6 separate regions of the Homo sapiens genome follow, and all the other regions are linked to region 4. The links are chromatin contacts, found by Hi-C or POLR2A ChIA-PET in ENCODE. All regions are on one chromosome and are shown on one strand. Each heading gives the region's core, a stretch centred on a gene start or an enhancer-like site at or near the end of the contact. The rest is flanking DNA. Distances are from core to core; before and after follow the strand shown. Region 1 holds the start of PRDM15 (PR/SET domain 15). Region 2 holds the start of RSPH1-DT (RSPH1 divergent transcript). Region 3 holds the start of SLC37A1 (solute carrier family 37 member 1). Region 4 holds the start of ABCG1 (ATP binding cassette subfamily G member 1). Region 5 holds the start of C2CD2 (C2 calcium dependent domain containing 2). Region 6 overlaps C2CD2 (C2 calcium dependent domain containing 2).

Region 1 (2,856 bases), core at 276-2,775, 340 kb before region 4:
GCTGGCTACTTTGCGGCAAAAAGTATGAATCACAGATAGAAGAAAAACAAACTATAAAAAAAATGGTGTTTTTGCTCTTGAAAGTCTAAATTATAGAGCTACTATTTCTTAATCGTTCACCGTGAGGCAGCGATGTCAGGAAATCTGGGGAAGGAGTGAAGCAGTGAAAACGTGGAACACGTGAAAATGTCCGAGCTTGAAACAAAATACGGTAGTGGTGTGTGCACCGGGGTGGGATCACCACCCTTATCGAGTGTTGACATCATTGCATTCTCCAAGGAGAACTGTCACTGCTACCTTTTAAGGTACATCACAAAGCCAGTGGCTCCTTCACATGTCACCACCCTTCAGGAACCAAGCTAGGTTCTCCAAATTCACTTGAGTCTGGCTTAAGCCAATGTGGTTTTTTTAAAACGAGTGTTGGTAGCTTTAAATACACACACAGGTCCACGTGTCTCTGATCACACACTTGTTTCTACCGTTTTAAACTCCCTTTGGGGACTTGGGGGTGAGGGGCAATTTCTGAGCATTTGTGGGGGAAAAAACCATCCACTACATTAGGGGGTTAAGAAAGGTAAATGGGTGATAACTCTAACCACCAGATAGGAGTGTTTATTTCCATGAGTTTTCATTTCTATTTTCTCAAGGCTAACCCCTGCGTGAACACCTCCCCTCTAGCAGGACGCTGCGCGTGGCCCCCGTCCCCACCTGTCCACGCGAGGCGGGCCTCACCTGAGCGGCCGGGCACGCCCCGTCCCCGAACGGCCACCCACCCCGGGTAGGCACGCGTCACCTGTCCATCCACCTCGCTACCTTCTCTCTGCCACCAAAAGGCTTACGAAAATAAGGCGCAGGGGGTCTGGGAGACCCCATCACCAGGACTCAGCTTCTCTAAACGCGGGGTTGGGGGTCCAGGGACCCCCCCGTGCGACCCGCATGGGCTGTACCCGAGGGCGGGGGATAACGACATCCCCTGGGGCCTCGGCGACGACGCCGCCCGGCGGCGGGGGCCGCGGGGCCGCGGGCCGGGGCGGCGAAGACCCTGCGCCGCGCCCACGGGCGAGCGCGGCCCGGCAGCCCCGCGGCCCCGCGCTGGGCCTGGCCGCGGGCGGGCGGGGGGCGCGAGGCAGGGGACGGGGGCGCGGAGCCCGGCCAGGAGCGCCCGCGGCGGCGGGACCCGGCGGGCGGGCGGCGCGCAGGGCGATCCCGGAGCGGCTCCGGGAAATCCAGCCGGGTTTTGACTCCGATCGCCAACGGTGCCCGCAGCCGGCGAATGTAACAAAGAACAGTCGGCATGGCGGCTGGACCGGGGCGGCGCGCGGCTGCCGGGCGCGGGGGGCGGGGGGCAGCGGGCCCAGGGCGCGCCGGGGCTCGCGGGGGCAGCGGGTGCGGCCCGGGGCCGGCGGGGCGCACGCCGGGGCGGGCGGCGGGCGCAGGGCCCGGAGCTTTACCTGCCTTTGGAATGTGCAGAGCGGGATCGGATCCGGACTCCGGGTTGCGATCCGCTCCGGAAACTGCGCAGCACCGGAAGCCGGGGGGCGGCGGCGGGGCATGGCGGGACTTGTAGTCCGCGGGCGGGCGCGGGGGGCGCAGGCGAGACCCTGGCGCGGCCGGGGGTCCTGCGGGTGGGACTGCGGGGCGCGGGCGGCGTGGACGGGGCAGCGGGCGCGCGCGGGGCGGGTCTGGCCGGAGGGAATTCCGCGCGCGGCCCCCCTCCCACGTGGCACGGCCCTGCCGCCCACGCGCGCGGGCAGCTCCCTCTCCACCTCTCCTCGGACGCGTTTCTTGCGGAGTTGGGGAGTGGTGGCGGTGGGTGGGTCGAGTTTTTCTCTAGAACAGGCCTGGGACTTGCCCCCACTCACGGTGACCTCTGGATTTGGCCGGCGGGGCCCTGGGACACGAGCTCTGTGCCCGCGAGGGGAGTCTGGCCTGGCGGGCTCCGCCACGCTACCGGTGAGCACCGGGCCAGCCGCGGACCTGGCTCTCCATTCTTCCCCGGGGGCCTGTGTGGCCTCTCTTGACCCCCTCCACCAAGTGTGTGTGCCATCACAAAACGTGAGACGGAGAAGGGACAGACTTTTCACCTTAGTCCTGGCCGCCCATATTCAGAGAGGCCGACTGTCTTGTTCATTGCTGCCTGGCAAAAACCTACATTCATAAAGAGAAGTGATGAACCGGGGAAAATGATTTTAAATTGATGCCACAAAAGGGCTCGTTTCCCTCATGTACGTGAAACTCTTGTGAACCAATAAAAATATATATGTATATAGAAAAATGAGCAAAGTGTGTGGATGGACAGTTCGTAGGAAATTCAATGGTTCTTAAGCATATGAGAAGCTATTCAACTACGCTGCAATAAGAGAAAAAAAGTCGCAGTGGGATCATTTTTATTAGATTAGCAAAGATTTTTTAAAACGTTTAATACAACCTGGGCAACATAGCCAGACCTTGTCTCTAAAAAACTTAGCTGGGCTCGGTGGCACGTGCCCGTAGTCTCAGCTACTCAGGAGGCTGAGGCAGGAGGGTCACTTGAGTCCCACAGTTTGAGGCTGCAGTGAGCTGTGATCGTGTCACTGCACTCCAGCCTGGGCAACAGAGTGAGACCCTGTCTCAAACAAAAACAAACAAAAAAAAGTTTTAATAGCATAATTTTGAAGAAACTAGAGAAACAAGCTCCTTTACGGGTAGGAGAATAAATTAGCGTAGTTTCCATTCAGATATTTGTGGATATCCATAAAAATTCTAAATGCACATAGCCTTTGACCCACATGCAGGAATGGTGCCAGAGACGGACTCGCTTGTATGAATGGCATATGTGATCATCACATTTGCTTACATACTACGTGCCATCCCATG
Region 2 (2,747 bases), core at 128-2,627, 280 kb after region 4:
CTGCTTCTTGCACTAGCTACTGGCTGTCTGGCCGGATGTGAATTTCAGGCACTTCTGGCTCTCCATACTGGGCAGGTAGTTCCAGCGCACAGAGGTGATAGCTTGAGTAGCAAATCAGGCGGAAGCTGGGAGATGAGTGCCCAGAGCTAGCAAAAAGGTCTGGGCAGGCACTGACAGCACCACTGCAGAGTCGCTAGATTTTTCAGTTAATTCTGAAAGTACCTCAACTCTGTACTGTGCATGCAGACCATAGTGGCTGAGGTTCCCTATCTGTCAGCCATGGAGAGGTCACTCTCTGGAGTAGGGAGGAACTACTCTCTGGGTGATAGAAATATTCCCACACAGAACCCAGCTCACAGGCTGGATGTGCCCTCTTTCTCCTCTCTGCTGCCTAACTCAGGAAATAACTCCAAAGACCTGGGTCAGTTCAGATGGGGACTGAAGAAAGCACATGTGAGGATACGCCTATAAGGTAATATCTTCAGGAACCCTCTCCTGAGCCCAGGGCCTCCTCAGCATTTCTTGGAGGCTGCCAGGAAGCAACTATCCTCCATGCATCTAAATGCCGGGGGAGCAAATCTCAGCTACAGAAATGACTTATTCAAGGGCAGTATGGCAGCGTGGGATGATCTGCTCATCCGAGAAAACTGCCTCGATGGGAATTAACACAGGGAGGAGGAAACTTCCAAAGCCTTCCGCTGGGAAATCTTTGCCTTTAATGGGAGGCAGGATGGGGGTGGGGGAAGAACGAGGCGGCATGTGGTAACCAGACGTCACAGCGTTTCACTTTTCACCATCAACTTCCAGGACGCACGCAGGTGTGTCTGGCGTGGCCTTCGTCCCTGCCGGGGATCCTGGGGAGCTGTGGCTCAGACCTCTGGTTTCTGCGCCTCCTCACTCTCCAAACCCAACCTCGAGGTTCCCCCGCCGCTGCGCACCCTGGGAAGCCCTTTCTCACCAGGAGCTCTCACCCCAATATCATTCTCTCCCTCCTCCTCCAACTCCTCCGAGCCCAGGTCCGACATGGTCTCGCCCCAGCCTGGATCACAGCCGCAGCGCCTCTAGCAGGTGGGTAGCAACCGCCTCCACCGCCGCGTCCCGCGTCGCCATGGAGACGCGGCCGGTCCCGCCTCCCTCCCAGCCCGGAAGATGGGGAGCGGGGACAGGCGACGCGGACGAAGCGGGAGGAGCCACTGGCAGCCTTTGCGTACTGTCATAGCAACGGGAAGGGCACCTCGACCAATCACCGCCCGGGAATACGGAGGGGCGGGGCGGAAGGGACGAGGTGGAGCCAGTGGCAGCACTCTGGTGCCGTCATAGCAACGAGGGGCCGCTTCGGCCAATCACTGCTCGGGAAGCGAGGGGGCGGGGACTGGGCAGGGCCTGAGCGGGTTCTGTGCCTGGCTGCCCACCGGCTCTCTGACCTGGACCTCGCCGTCGCTGGCCCCTGAAATCCATCACTTTTGTCGGCTGTTCTGTGACGCCACAACGAGGAGCCACCTGGGTACTGGGCCCTCAAGAGGAAGGACGCGGGAAACGCGTCCGGGCCAACTCTCGAGAGGGTTTCACCCCTGCCCAGTGCGGGCACTGCCCGCTCCCTTCCGCCCCCAGGCCTCGCAGGCCCCTCCGGGGATGCTGCCCACCCCCACTTACCTTTCTAGGCTCTGCTGACCCTTCGGGATTCGCGGCTAGCTGTGATGTGTCCGCCAAGATCTCTTCTCTTGTCTGTAAACAACTTCACTCTCAAGGAGGCAGCTCTGGCCTCTCAGCAGGTGCGGCCTACAGTGATGTCCGTCCGGGTTTTACATCCTTCCCCGACCTCGACATGAGTCCCAGCCCCCTCGGGCCTCTGACTCTCAGGTGTCCCCTACGATCGCCGTCCTCTCCTCTCGCTCCTGGCTCCCCTACACTGTCACACACCCACACAATCACAGACGCACACGCATGTACACGTGCAGGCTTGGAAATCTGCTTTACCTGACGCACTCCGCCTGCCGAAGGCCCCTCACATCTCCCATTTCCTCTGCCATCATCCCAGACTGCAAAGCTGTGTTATTTGTTGTTGCTGCAGGAGCTGGGGAGGAGTGACTGAATAACTATAGGATTTGGTCTTGATGGGAGAATCCCAGAAGCCAAATCCACGCGGTGAATAAGCTGCTGATCTTCCAGAGCACACATCCCCTAGAGATTCTTCCCAATGCTAATATGAAAGGTTACAACCATAACCCATCATCAGGCCCAAATATATTACTTACTGAATAAATACACAAGTTACAACAACACACGAGATTCCAAAATTATGTCGTTTTTTAGATGCAAAGATAAAAATGTTGTAAACACCAAAATTTAACAGCTTTTCTTATGGGGAAAAGTGGGGAGTTAGGGATAACAGATGATTATTATTTTCTTCTCTACATATTGGCAGTTACCCAGTTACTACAATTAAGCATGTCCTATTTTTATAATAAAATGCCAGAAGCATTTTAAATGTTAGAAATCTAGAATGGTAACATAAGTATATGCAAATAAATACTCGTTTTTTACATTTAAAATGTCAGAAATTTAGCTTTCAAATTTGTCCTAACAATGACAGTAACCAGTGTTTACTAAGTTCTGACACTGTGTGTGGGCACTGTTTTAAGAATTTTATGAGTTATCTTATTAAATCCTCACTATCATTCCTCCATTGAACATCTAAGGAAAGGGAGTTATAGGGGGTTATAAACTAAAAATAACCTCCTAAGCCC
Region 3 (2,958 bases), core at 380-2,879, 290 kb after region 4:
TGGGGGGGAGGGGGGGTGGGAAGAAGCTGTCTCCATATGAGGCCGAGGTGTCCTATATATCCTGAGCTTGTATTATCGCCTTTCAAGTGTAAAACCTGTAGGTGATGGGATGCCCGAAAGGTTTGAAAATCAGGAATGACAAGATCAGATTTTGCTTTAGGAGGGCAACTTGAGGCAGCTTAAAGAGTGGATTGCAGGAGGTAGAACTTGGAAGTGAGAACGCTGTTGCACAAGTGCAGTGAGAGAGGGGTAGCCTCGAGCCGAACCAATGGCAAGGGCCAGGGCTGGGGAGACCATTGGAGAGAGGGGTGGGAGCCACACTGGGCTATCACCGGGAATGGAGAGCTAGAAAAGAGAGGAGAAAGCACTGGCACAGGGGGCCTGCGGAGAGAAAGAAGGTCTGAAGAAAACCTGGCCAAAAGGAGAAGACTGGAGCCCTGGGCCATCCCGCTTGCGGAATGAGGGGCCGGCGGGCTTCCTGGGGCTGAACCCTGCGTGGCAAAGAAGTGGGCAGGTTTTCTTTCTGCCTGCAGAAGGCTTCTCAAATGCCTAACAAAGTGATGGATTTCACGCAGCCCAGCTCAGCAAAGAGAGACACAGACATCAGAGTGTTCTAGAAACAAAGCAGGGCCCCAGGGGGAAACTGCGAGGCCTAGCAGGGCAGGGGAGCCAAACACAGGGAAGAATGCCTTCTCCATTCTCCAGAGGGAAGCTCAACGTGCCTGGGGAAGGGTGCGAGGGGCACTGGCCTGTTGGGACATTTACAGCCAGGCCTCGGGTTGGTTTTATCCTTAAACATTGTTTTATCCGGGGGCAGGCTTTTTCCCCGGAAAATTTCCGCTCTGCCTCACTTTGCTCTTCCCCGAGGAGTGGGCTGGGAGCCCCCTCTGCTCTGAAGCCATCCTGGGGGTCCACTGTGGGTGTTCGGCAGTAGCTTCTAGGGGACTGGCCAGGCCCCTCCCTGGGGCTGCCTAAGGAGAAGAGTTGTTTCTGGGGTGACGTGGGAGCCTGTGTGCCAGGGCACTGGCCCGCAAGGGTAAGAACCCGGCGGGCTCCCGCAGCCTAACAGGGAGCTGCCTCTGTCACGTGCCTGCGAGGTGGGACACAAGTTGGCTTACAAGTTGGTTCGACATAGCCAAATCCGCGTGCCGCATTTCCACGCTATGGAGTGCTAGTCTTCATGATTGTGCCCCTTGACATGACACAATAGGAATAGAAGCCGGGAGGCCAAGCAAAGGCCCTCTTTGGGGGTGGGGGCGCGGCGGCATGTGACCCTCGCCGCCTGTGGGGAAGACCTGCCTTGAGGACAGAGCGCCAGGGGTGCAGAGGCCGCCTGGGACTGCCCGGAGGCCGGTGGGGAGCGCGCCAGCGAAAGCCCGTGCGCCCTCGGAGCCGGGGAAGGCGCGGGCCATGACCCGGGTTCGCCCGCAAAGGCCGGGCAGTGCCGCAAGGCGTGGGGGCGCCCCCGCCCGGTGGCCCCGGGGCTGGTGCGACCCTGGGCACGCCGGGGCCGGGGCCGGAGCCGGGGGTCGCGGCGGCCGGGGAGGGGGAGGAGCCGCGCGGCTCCGCCGGCGCCCCGCGGGCCAGGGAAAGTGAAAGGGCGGCGGGGCCTCCCGCGCGCCGCTCCAGGAAGTCGCGAGCAGGAAGCGCCCGCGGCGGCCGGGCCGGGCTGGGCTGCGGAGCGCGGGCCTCGGCGGCGCAGGTGAGGCGCGGGGCCGGGGCCGGACCGGGAGGCGGGGACCCCCCGCCCCCCCGCCCGCACCTGCGGGGCAGCCGGCGCTCAGGCGCCGCAGCCGCTCAGCACCTGCGGCGCCCTCAGGGAGCCGGGCGCGGGGCCCTGCGCACTCGGAGCTCGGCTCCTCTCCTTCCTTTTCTTTTTTTTCGGGGGGAGGTGGGGGCTGGTTTGGATGTTTTCCGAGAGCCGGGGACGGTCTCAAGCTATTTTCGCGGAGGGAAGTCTTTGAAATACGACATCTAGAAGAGTGGCCCTCGGCGACAATGCCGGGCGTTCCCGGACCGGGGCAACGCTGGGATTCCGGGGAAGTGGAGGCAGAGGGAGCGGGCACGGGGCCGGCAGCCGCTCCACGGAGTCCCCGGCAGGGGCGAGCTTAGCTGTCCAGCCGGGTCCCCTGCCCACCCCGGCCCGGGCCGCGGTGACAGCTGAGGGTCCAGAGAGCCGGCAGGAGGGGACCCTGCGCATTGTCTGCCGCGATGGGGACGTGGGCGTGCCCGCGGAATTCACCTCCTCCGGGGACCAGCCGCCCAGGGAGGAGCCGGCACAGAACGCTGGCTCGGAGCGCCGGCACCCTGGGCCTTTGCGTTGTTTGTCGGCTGAGCAGCTGGTTCCCGGAGCCCGTGGGCCTCCTGGCCAATGCGAGTGACAGCGACCTTCTGGGTTTATAATAAAGGGCTTGACGCGCCGGAAAGTCCCCTCGCCGCTGGCCACCAGCCTTCCAGCCCTTACGGCCCACGCCGTAATCCTGGTGACCGAGAAGGTACGTTCAGTCTAAGGATTTGCATTTGAACGAAGGATACTGGCCAAGCCCCTTACCACCCCCACTCCCCGCTAACACCCCAGCCCGCGGCCCCAGGTTTGAATTTCCAAAGGAGGAATTGCTAAAGCCTGCCCTTTCCGGGTCTCCCTTAGCTCTTTGCCTGGAAGGTGCCTGCCTGCCTGCCTGCCGGCCCTTGAACTTAAATCGTCTGAAGTTGTGTAAGTGGATAAATATTTTAGACTTCCCCCGTTGTTTTTTTATTAATCCCCTTTGAGAGCAAGCTTGAAAACACCTGGCCCCAGACCTGTGATTCACCAAGTCATTTTGGACCTGCATTTACACGTTCTGTTTCATGCAGCCCACCTGTGATGTTCTCTTTGTTGGGGGTTGGAGGCAGGTAAGGGAGGTGGTGCAAATGGAATTCAGGTTCCTTGTACTTCAGCCAAGGGGAAAGAGATAGTGA
Region 4 (2,887 bases), core at 311-2,810:
AGCCTCCAAGGCCTGGCACCCGGGCAGTGGCACCTGGTAAACACAGCAGTCAGATTTCCTCATTTCAGCCAAGTGTAAAATCAAGGTAATGGATCTACTCTTTTTTTTTTTTTTTTTTTTTTTTTTTTTTGAGACGGAGTCTCACTCTGTCACCCCGGCTGGAGTGCAGTGGCTCAATCTCGGCTCACTGCAAGCTCCGCCTCCCAGGTTCATGCCATTCTCCTGCCTCAGCCTACATAGTAGCTGGGACTACAGGTGCCCGCCACCACACCTAGCTAATTTTTTGTATTTTTAGTAGAGACGGGGTTTCATCATGTTAGCCAGGATGGTCTCGATCTCCTGACCTCCCAAAGTGGTGGGATTACAGGTGTGAGCCACTGCGCCCGGCTGGATGACTCTTGAGACAACACCATTCAGACAAAGGCAAGGCCTCCCACTTAAACTCATAACCGTGTCTCCTTTCTCTCCTTCGATTTGAGCGGCTGAATTTGGTTACAGTCATCTGACCTGTGGGTGTGAAGTCCACCTGCCTGGCATAAAAAGCTGTGCCTCCTTTCTAGGTGAGGAGAAAGAGAGAGACCTGGCTCATCTGAGGTGTGGTTGGGAGGGGGGACCCAGGTGTGCTGGAAATGAAAAGAAATGCATTCCTGTTTTTCGTCCCAACATGCAAACAACTGAACAAAAGCATTAGGGCCTGAGACTGGGAGTAAAGAATTCCTTGTCACCATGGATACCAGGAAATGGCCCCACTTATATATAATAAGGGCTTTAGAGATGCTGGACCATCTGATATTCCAGCCTGGGGCCACATGGGAGTGTGCCCTGGTGTTATTCCTTATACAGTTCCATGAACATGGCTCTGGAAACACCTCTGTCTGCAGAAAATGAGGCTTTTCTTTTTTTGTTCGGGGGTGAACAGAGGGCAGAGGCCTGGGCATCTTCACTCAGCACCCCTTTGTAACCCAGCACTTAGCACCATGGCTGGCGCACAGCAATGTCACATGTGTGAGTGCACACGATGCCTCACTGCCAGGGGTCACCCCACACCGGTGCTGTTGGGGGCGTTGGAGTGGTTATCTCTTCTTTAGTCCTCAAGCTCCTACCTGGCAGAGAGCTGCCCAACACCGTCGGGGTGGGGTGGGCGGGAAGGGAAGAAGCAGCAGCAAGAAAGAAGCCCCCTGGCCCTCACTCTCCCTCCCTGGACGCCCCCTCTTCGACCCCATCACACAGCCGCTTGAGGCTTGGAGGCAGTGGATTTCCGAGCCTGGGAACCCCGGCGTCTGTCCGGTGTCCCCGCAGCCTCACCCGTGCTGGCCCAGCCCCCGCGAGTTCGGGACCCGGGGTTTCCGGGGTGGCAGGGGGTTCCCATGCCGCCTGCGAGGCCTCGGCTCGGGCCGCTCCCGGAACCTGCACTTCAGGGGTCCTGGTCCGCCGCCCCCAGCAGGAGCAAAACAAGAGCACGCGCACCTGCCGGCCCGCCCGCCCCCTTGGTGCCGGCCAATCGCGCGCTCGGGGCGGGGTCGGGCGCGCTGGAACCAGAGCCGGAGCCGGATCCCAGCCGGAGCCCAAGCGCAGCCCGCACCCCGCGCAGCGGCTGAGCCGGGAGCCAGCGCAGCCTCGGCCCCGCAGCTCAAGCCTCGTCCCCGCCGCCGCCGCCGCCGCCGCCGCCGCCGCCCCCGGGGCATGGCCTGTCTGATGGCCGCTTTCTCGGTCGGCACCGCCATGGTGAGTGAGCGCATCCTTCGTCCGCCGGGAACGGTTTTATTTTCAAGGAGAGCAGGAAACACACAAAGACTCGCAAGCTCGACCTGACACCCCTCCCAGGAGCGCGTCCTCTGGGCGCTGACCCAGGGCACCCTAGAGTGGCGCCCGGCTCCGATCGCTGCCCCTGCCCCTCCGCCAGGGCCACCTGGAGCCTCGGGATGCCCCTTGCACCGGCAGAGAGCACGGACTAGGTGGAGGGGCCGGGAGTGGGGCGGGGGCAGCGAGTTGCCCTACAAGTTGGACCGATGGCCTTGACCTGATGGCTTCTGGGCGGGGGGCGTGGGGAGCTGGGGACCCGGAGCGCACTGGGGACTGGGGAGGGGCCGCAGCTTGGGCCGGAGGGAAGAGGGGACTTGAAGAAGGGGAGCCCCGCGCGCGCGGCTGTGGGCTTGGGGACCGGGGACTTCTCGCGCCATCCCCAGGAACGCCAGGCAAGGTCTGGGGGAACAAAAGAGGAAGCTGCCCCCAGAGAGCCGGAGCCTGCGACTGCACTCCCGGGGACACCCTCTCCCGGACCCACTCGGGGAGGCGGCGGCGAAGGCCCGGGGAGACCCGCGAGGGGCAAGCCCGGATTCCTGCCGGCCGCCTTTCTGCGCGCGCCGGAGAGAGAGACGCGGTGGGGACAGGGATGCGCATTTCACTTCCCCGAGCTCCGGAGAGGGATGGCGGGGTGTCGGCGAGTTCACTGCTGGACACAGTTACTGTAAGTGCTGTTTCCAGGGGTGGTCAGGAATCTCCCTTTCTGGTTTTCTGGCATTAGGAACAAACAACAAACCAATCATCAGGCCCCCAGCCACCCACCTCACCTTATCCTAGCGCCCTTCATGTCTACGCCCAGCACACCAACATCGTAGAGGTAGCTAAAGTACAAATGGAAAGTCTTCCGTATTCCACGCCGTGTATCTGTGTAGTTACTACCCTGATATTACTTCCCCGAGGCTGTAAGCCCACAGTGCATGGCACGCTCCGGGGCTCACCCCGCCCCTCCCCTGTATTTCATTTTTAGCATCCTGTATTTGAAGTCAGCAGGGCTCAGCAGGATTTGACCGACAGTTACCTCTTGCCTTGAGCTCAAGAGAAAAAAAAAAAATAGCCAGGTTTCTGCGCATGCTCCGCTGTGACA
Region 5 (2,700 bases), core at 32-2,531, 270 kb before region 4:
GTGGCACTGGGCAGGCTGCTTGCCCTCTCCGGGCCTTGGTTTCCTCATCTGTAAAACAGTGATAACACCCCTGTCCCGGGAGTTGTGAGGATTCAGAGATGGCAGACGCACCGAAAGCCTCGGTAGGATGTCTGCCCAGCGGCTGGCCCTCAGCAAACGGTCACTATTTTTATATGCCAAGAAATGCAAGTCTTTGGAGATAAATTCTTGGTGAAATTCAGCTCTATGAGAGGCGGAAGCACATTGGGGTCACAGCTATTCATGTATCATGTGCAAGCTCAGTAAGTGTCCGATCGGGCACGGGAATTCGCCCCGGGACTCCAGGCAAGGCAGGTACTGGCTGGCGCGGATGAGCACTTCTGACGGTCCCTCCAACTGCCAGCCTGTCCCTCGCGGAGCCCAGGGCCTGGAGCACCTGCCGTTTGGAGAATAAAATCAATCACTTTGTCTTGTCTCTCCGTCAAGGGGCCTCGCTCCCCCGTCTCTCTCCTAACTCTCGAGGATGGTCTGCGCTGGGGGGAGGACTCCCTTAGCCTGGGTCAGGGGCTGCAGCGACGCCTCCAGGAAAGACCTCGGCCCGGACCGCCCGCCCCGGCATCTGCCGCCCCCCGGCCCGCAGTCCCGGAAACTCACCCCTTTCCTCTCGGCCTCCTCGTTCAGGGCGGTCACCCAGGCCGCCTGCCACTGGCTCCTCCAGCTGCCCAGCGTCAGGATCCAGGAGAGCAGCGCGTCGGACCCCGGGCGCGGCCCCTCTCCAGGCTCCACCGCCCGCCGCTGGGGCTGGGGTCGCGCCCTGGCCAGCGCCCACTGCGCCAGGTACAGGCCTACCGTGGCCAGGGCCGCGACGAAGAGCGACACCAGCGCGAGCCACTGCGCCTCCCCGAGCCACGAGCCCAGCCGGGCCATGGCCATGGCGCATCCCCGGCCCGCCTCGCCCCAACTTCCCCGGCAGCCCCGGGCCGGAACGGCGGACTCAGGACACGCGCTGGCTGCGGCCACAGCGCGCTGGGGGCGTGGAGGGGGCGCGGCGGGGTCGGAGCCCGGCGAGGAGCGTGGCCGGGGGCCTCTGGGCGGGCAAGCGGGGAGGAAACGCGCGGCGGCCGCGGCCCGGGCTGGGCGCAAGCCCCGCACACCTGCGGAACAGGGGCGCGAGCGGACCCCGCGGCCCGCGCTCCCGACTCGGCGTCTGGGAAGTTCCTGGGCCGCTGCGGGCCGCGCTTCCTCCTGCGCGCGCCGCCCCGGGCGTCCCGCCCGCGGCCCAGCGGTGGCCGGAGGAGGCTCTGGCCGCGGGGCGGGGCGGGGCGGGGGCGGTGCCCGAGGGAGGGGGCGCGGCCGGGCCTGCGGGGGCCGCAGTCCTCCCCCCTGCTCCCAACGCGGCGTGCCCCCGCCCCCCTAAAGGCCCGGCCTTCCCGGCCCCGCCACGTGCGCGCGTCGCCCGCCCCTCCGGCGCCTGCCCGCGGGCCGCGAGGTGACCCGGGCCTCCGGATTCATCAGCCCAACCCCGGCGGCTGCTGTGCGGCTGCTTGGCTTGGCTCGTGTGCGCGCTTGCACAAGTGCGTGTGTGTGCACATGTGTGAGTGTGCGTGTGCACAGCGCGCAGTCAGGGTGATTTCGAGGACTGCCATTTGCTCGCCAGCGAGACAGGATCCAGGCTCAGTCCTCGGAAAGTCCCTGGAAATCCGTGGCTGCCCCTGGAGCCAGGGGCTGGGCCTGCCTTAGGGGGCGTGCTTCTCAGAGGCAAGGAGGGGCTCAGCACCAGGCCCAGGCCCTGCCTTCTGTGTGGCTGTGTCATTCATTCAGTGTGCGGGTGGGGCGGGGGTGCATGTGGTGTGATGTGTGTGGCGCATGTGGTGTGATGTGTTGTGGGTGTGGTGTGTGGTGCACAGGATGGTGTGAGTGTGTATGTGTGGTGCATGGGTGTGGTGTGTGTGTAAGCGTGGTGCATGTGGTGTGGTATGTGTGTTGCGTGCCAGTGTGGTGCATGTGGTGTGTGTGATGTGTAAGCGTGGTGCATGTGGTGTGGTGCGTGTGTGGTGTGTCGGTGTGGTGCATGGGTGTGTGTACGTGTGATGTGTAAGTGCACAGCATGTGGTGTATGTGTGTGGTGTGTGGTGCACAGGATGGTGCGAGTGTGTATGGTGGTGCATGGGTGTGTATGTGTGATGTATAAGTGCAGTGTGTGTGGTGTGTGTGTGTGGTGTGTGTGTGTGATGTGTAAGCGTGGTGCATGTGGTGTGGTGCGTGTGTGGTGTCGGTGTGGTGCATGGGTGTGTGTACGTGTGATGTGTAAGTGCACAGCATGTGGTGTGTGTGTGTGGTGCATGTGGTGTGTGTGGTGTGTATGTGTGATGTGGTGTGGTGTATGTATGTGGTGTGTCAGTGTGGTGCGTGTGTGTGTGGTGCACAGGGTGATGTGAGCGTGTGTGTGTGGCACATGGGTGTGGTGTGGTGCTGTGTGTATATGTATTGTGTAAGTGCGTTGCATGTGGTGTGGTTTGTGTGTGTGGTGAACACGGTGGTGTGTGTATGTGTGGTACATGGATGTGGAGTGTGTGTATGTGTAATGTGTGAGTGCGGTGCATGTGGCGTGGTGTGTGGGTGGTGTGTCAGTGTGGTGCATGTGGTATGGTGTGTGTGTGTGTGGTGTGGTGTGTGGGACATGCCCCTGTGCCCTCCTCTTGCAGAGTGGACGCGGTCCTT
Region 6 (2,892 bases), core at 219-2,718, 300 kb before region 4:
GTAATGTGTAGTGTGTGTGATCATTTCCTACATAGAAAATCCTATATGAAAGGTTACAGTTTGAAAATTATGACATGAATGATAATTAATAAAAACATGAACGTTACAGCCCTCTGACTCACACCATGCTCACTCTTCACATTTCTGAGAACTGTGACGGGTCTCATAACTTGCAAAGTCTACACATCTTTACCTGTAAATGGAAAGGGGAGAGCCGCATGTCGTACAGCCGGCATCCAGCACCCAAGGCAGGCGTCTCGCTGACCAAGAACTGAATAGCCTGGCCCACCACGTGACAGACCACCACCTGGAGGAGGCACAGGTAAGGGAGAAAACTGTATCCAAAACAAAGGACAGCGCGTGCATACGCATCTTCTTCTTCTTCTTTTTTTTTTTTTGAGACAAGGTCTCACTCTGTCGCCCAGGCTGGAGTGCAGTGGCGCGATCTCAGCTCACTGCAACCTCCACCTCCCCAGCTCAGGCGATCTTCCCACCTCAGCCTCCTGAGTACATGAAACTACAGGGGTGTGCCCCCACACCCACCTAATTTTTGTTTTTGTCTTTTTTGTAAAGATGGGCTCTACCTGTATTACTGAGGCTGGTTTTGAACTCCTGAGCTCAAACAATCTTCCCACCTTGGCCTCCCAAAGTGCTGGGATTGCAGGCATGAGCCACTGTGCTCAGCTGCCATAGGCATCTTTTTTTTTTTTTTTTGAGACGGAGTCTCACTCTGTCACCCAGGCTGAAGTGCAGTGGAGCAATCTCGGCTCACTGCAACCTCCGCCTCCCTGGTTCAAGTGATTCTCCCACCTCAGCCTCCCAAGTAGCTGGGATTACAGGTGTGTGCCACCATGGCCAGCAAATTTTTGTATTTTTAGTAGAGACAAAGTTTCACCATGTTGGCCAGGCCAGTCTCGAACTCCTGGCCTCAGCTGATCTACCCACCTCAGCCTCCCAAAGTGCTGGGATTACAGGTGTGAGCCACCACGCCTGGCCTAGGCATCTTTATATCAAAATAATCTGGACTTTATATGTTAGCAAGGATACAAATTTAGAGTTTCAAAGTTGGATAAATATTCAGATTAAAACCTTTTCTATAATATAGTTTGAAAACCAGAAACAATGTTTCAAATCTTTGCTTCCTGATGACTTTCTTAGCAGCTAAAGTCTTGACCAAATCTAGTTATCATGCGCTTTCCACATGTAATACAGTCTTTTTCCTTTTTTTTTTTTTGGAGATGGAGTTTCACTCTGTCGCCCAGGTTGGAGTGCAGTGGCACAATCTTAGCTCACTGCAACCTCCGCCTCCCGGGTTCACACGATTCTCCTGCCTCAAACTCCCGAGTGGCTGGGTTTACAGGCGTGTGCTACTACTCCCGGCTAATTTTTTGTGTTTTTAGTAGAGACGGGGTTTCACCATTAGCCAGGAGGGTCTCGATCTCCTCACCTCGTGATCCGCCCACCTCGGCCTTCCAAAGTGCTAGGATTACAGGCATGAGCCACCGTGCCCGGCCAACAAAGTCTTTTTCTTTAAATATCATCTTGTTCTATTTCTCCACAATAGCTGATTTTTAATTCCCCAAATGTTTCCACATTCATACACAGTCAAAGCCATTAGCCAAGTTCTTTTGCTAAAAATGAGTCTTAAAGAGAAAGTAAGTTATAGATGTTAGAAGTAAAAAAAGTTTTCTTAAATTACCCAGAACACAATGGGTTGCTTCCACCTAAATAATTTCGAGGCGATCATGGTTTTCAAAAAGGTGGGAGTAATTGGAAAAACATACAAAGTATCAAACAATTATAAAATTATGCAGCCGTACCAAAACCAGAATTATAAAATGAGCTCGTTGAAGAAACTGTCAGACAGAGAAAGATAATAACCTCAGGAATAAACCAAACTGTGGTTTCCTGACATAAATCATAATCATACAGTATTAAGAGGGGTGCTTTTCACAGCTACCATGGCACAGAGAGAGATCTAGTTTCTGCCACAGATTCCTCTACAGAAGCTGATGTAGAATGAGAGGTCAGACCCCTCCCCGCTCCCCTCCCGGGGGCAGAGGGCCAAGCAGACACGTGTGGGATAATTACCAGGCCAGGTGCCAGGTGTGTACTGGCCAGGAGGAGGAGAGGGGAGGCCAGGGGCACAGTGGGCTGGACCACAGGGCAGGCACAAGGGGGTTCCGTAGGTGGCCAGTGTTTGGCCAAAAAGCAAAGCTACCAGGAGCTGAGGGTAAGTCAGACTGACCTCCTCATTCCCAAAAGAACCACTGACTCCACTGCAGGGAGTCACAGGACAGGAAGAGAAAATTCTTTAATTCTCTGGTGGATTTATCAGAATCTAAAATACCAAATGGAAAGATTATCAAAATAATTACTCAGTCAGGGCCTGCTATTCCCCCAAGTTCAGGGCTAGGACATTCCCCTGTACTTTCTCATCTGCTGGCTCCTGGCCGCAGCCAAGCCCTGGGTCCAGCTCTTCCCACCAGTGGCCCATCCCACTCTGGAACAAAAACGGAACCTGGGCACTAAGGCCCGGGCAGGGGTCAACATCCAATATCCACAACCAAATACCTCAATGCCACAGAGCTAGAAAAAGAAAATCCTGCCTTCTCTCAATATTGGCAGAAAGTCGTGCAACTCTTTCTACCGGTTCTTATAACGCCACGTTCAGAAGACTGATACACATGAGTTAATTACATATTTCCATCATCTCCAGAGTTCACAAAGGGCCAGAACAAAAAAATGTTTGTATAAGAAATGTTGTCTATTCATGTTAAAAATAAATGATCTATAAACAGTCCTTTACGGAGGAACATGCTTTGTGGCCAGATGAGTTACACGCACCAATGGCATGACACTGAGAAAATTCCCTGTCCTTGGTCTCAACAG

The links. A loop is a pair of places that touch in the nucleus more often than their neighbours do. ChIA-PET counts read pairs that join two places held with the same protein, here RNA polymerase II (POLR2A). Pooled maps may share reads with other maps.
Region 1: a loop to region 4 is called in a map of sigmoid colon, with 2.4 times the contacts of the local background. The contact joins the promoter of PRDM15 here to the promoter of ABCG1 in region 4. A Hi-C loop is called at or near these places in 4 of 168 maps with a recorded cell type or tissue (B cell, CD4-positive, alpha-beta T cell, OCI-LY7 and 1 more), 20 of 37 single-sample maps with no recorded cell type and 14 of 50 pooled maps. POLR2A ChIA-PET finds 5 or more read pairs at or near these places in 2 of 52 experiments (WTC11 and activated CD4-positive, alpha-beta T cell).
Region 2: a loop to region 4 is called in a pooled map, with 4 times the contacts of the local background. The contact joins the promoter of RSPH1-DT here to the promoter of ABCG1 in region 4. A Hi-C loop is called at or near these places in 1 of 168 maps with a recorded cell type or tissue (naive thymus-derived CD4-positive, alpha-beta T cell), 3 of 37 single-sample maps with no recorded cell type and 14 of 50 pooled maps. POLR2A ChIA-PET finds 5 or more read pairs at or near these places in 2 of 52 experiments (H1 and K562).
Region 3: a loop to region 4 is called in a pooled map, with 2.6 times the contacts of the local background. The contact joins the promoter of SLC37A1 here to the promoter of ABCG1 in region 4. A Hi-C loop is called at or near these places in 4 of 168 maps with a recorded cell type or tissue (B cell, Right ventricle myocardium inferior, naive thymus-derived CD4-positive, alpha-beta T cell and 1 more), 13 of 37 single-sample maps with no recorded cell type and 15 of 50 pooled maps. POLR2A ChIA-PET finds 5 or more read pairs at or near these places in 8 of 52 experiments (Caco-2, GM12878, MCF 10A and 4 more).
Region 5: a loop to region 4 is called in a map of endothelial cell of umbilical vein, with 5 times the contacts of the local background. The contact joins the promoter of C2CD2 here to the promoter of ABCG1 in region 4. A Hi-C loop is called at or near these places in 2 of 168 maps with a recorded cell type or tissue (endothelial cell of umbilical vein and gastrocnemius medialis) and 7 of 50 pooled maps. POLR2A ChIA-PET finds 5 or more read pairs at or near these places in 1 of 52 experiments (PC-3).
Region 6: a pooled map shows a loop between it and region 4 (2.8-fold over the local background). The contact joins the enhancer-like site here to the promoter of ABCG1 in region 4. A Hi-C loop is called at or near these places in 16 of 37 single-sample maps with no recorded cell type and 12 of 50 pooled maps. POLR2A ChIA-PET finds 5 or more read pairs at or near these places in 3 of 52 experiments (CD8-positive, alpha-beta T cell, activated CD4-positive, alpha-beta T cell and endothelial cell of umbilical vein).

What each region holds. Positions count from the first base shown.
Region 1 is chr21:41,877,819-41,880,674 of GRCh38, forward strand. It overlaps PRDM15 (PR/SET domain 15), which reads right to left and starts at 1,526. Exons shown (of 24, transcript NM_001040424.3): 1 at 1,452-1,526. RefSeq lists enhancers at 350-399, 1,400-1,449 and a silencer at 1,600-1,649.
Region 2 is chr21:42,495,162-42,497,908 of GRCh38, forward strand. RSPH1-DT (RSPH1 divergent transcript) reads left to right here and starts at 1,378. Exons shown (of 3, transcript NR_135518.1): 1 at 1,378-1,504; 2 at 1,662-1,772; 3 at 2,072-2,282. RSPH1 (radial spoke head component 1) reads right to left here and starts at 1,063. Exons shown (of 9, transcript NM_080860.4): 1 at 972-1,063. The coding sequence starts at 1,025. RefSeq lists silencers at 1,020-1,139, 1,170-1,409.
Region 3 is chr21:42,512,223-42,515,180 of GRCh38, forward strand. SLC37A1 (solute carrier family 37 member 1) reads left to right here and starts at 1,630. Exons shown (of 20, transcript NM_001320537.2): 1 at 1,630-2,495. RefSeq lists enhancers at 34-756, 757-1,479, 2,321-2,550 and silencers at 1,391-1,750, 1,971-2,050, 2,061-2,160.
Region 4 is chr21:42,217,580-42,220,466 of GRCh38, forward strand. It overlaps ABCG1 (ATP binding cassette subfamily G member 1), which reads left to right and starts at 1,561. Exons shown (of 15, transcript NM_016818.3): 1 at 1,561-1,725. The coding sequence starts at 1,684. It overlaps LOC105372814 (a long non-coding RNA gene), which reads right to left and starts at 2,691. Exons shown (of 3, transcript XR_937748.4): 1 at 2,571-2,691. RefSeq lists a silencer at 1,270-1,539 and an enhancer at 2,470-2,887.
Region 5 is chr21:41,952,737-41,955,436 of GRCh38, forward strand. C2CD2 (C2 calcium dependent domain containing 2) reads right to left here and starts at 1,282. Exons shown (of 14, transcript NM_015500.2): 1 at 634-1,282. The coding sequence starts at 912. RefSeq lists an enhancer at 254-1,028 and a silencer at 905-1,574.
Region 6 is chr21:41,921,779-41,924,670 of GRCh38, forward strand. It overlaps C2CD2 (C2 calcium dependent domain containing 2), which reads right to left. Exons shown (of 14, transcript NM_015500.2): 3 at 194-307. Among named protein-coding and RNA genes, the nearest start is that of SNORA91, 25 kb to the right of the region's middle. Within about 2 kb of position 1,469, at least 6 of the 41 ENCODE cell types and tissues checked have a DNase peak (open chromatin) inside an H3K27ac peak, as active enhancers do.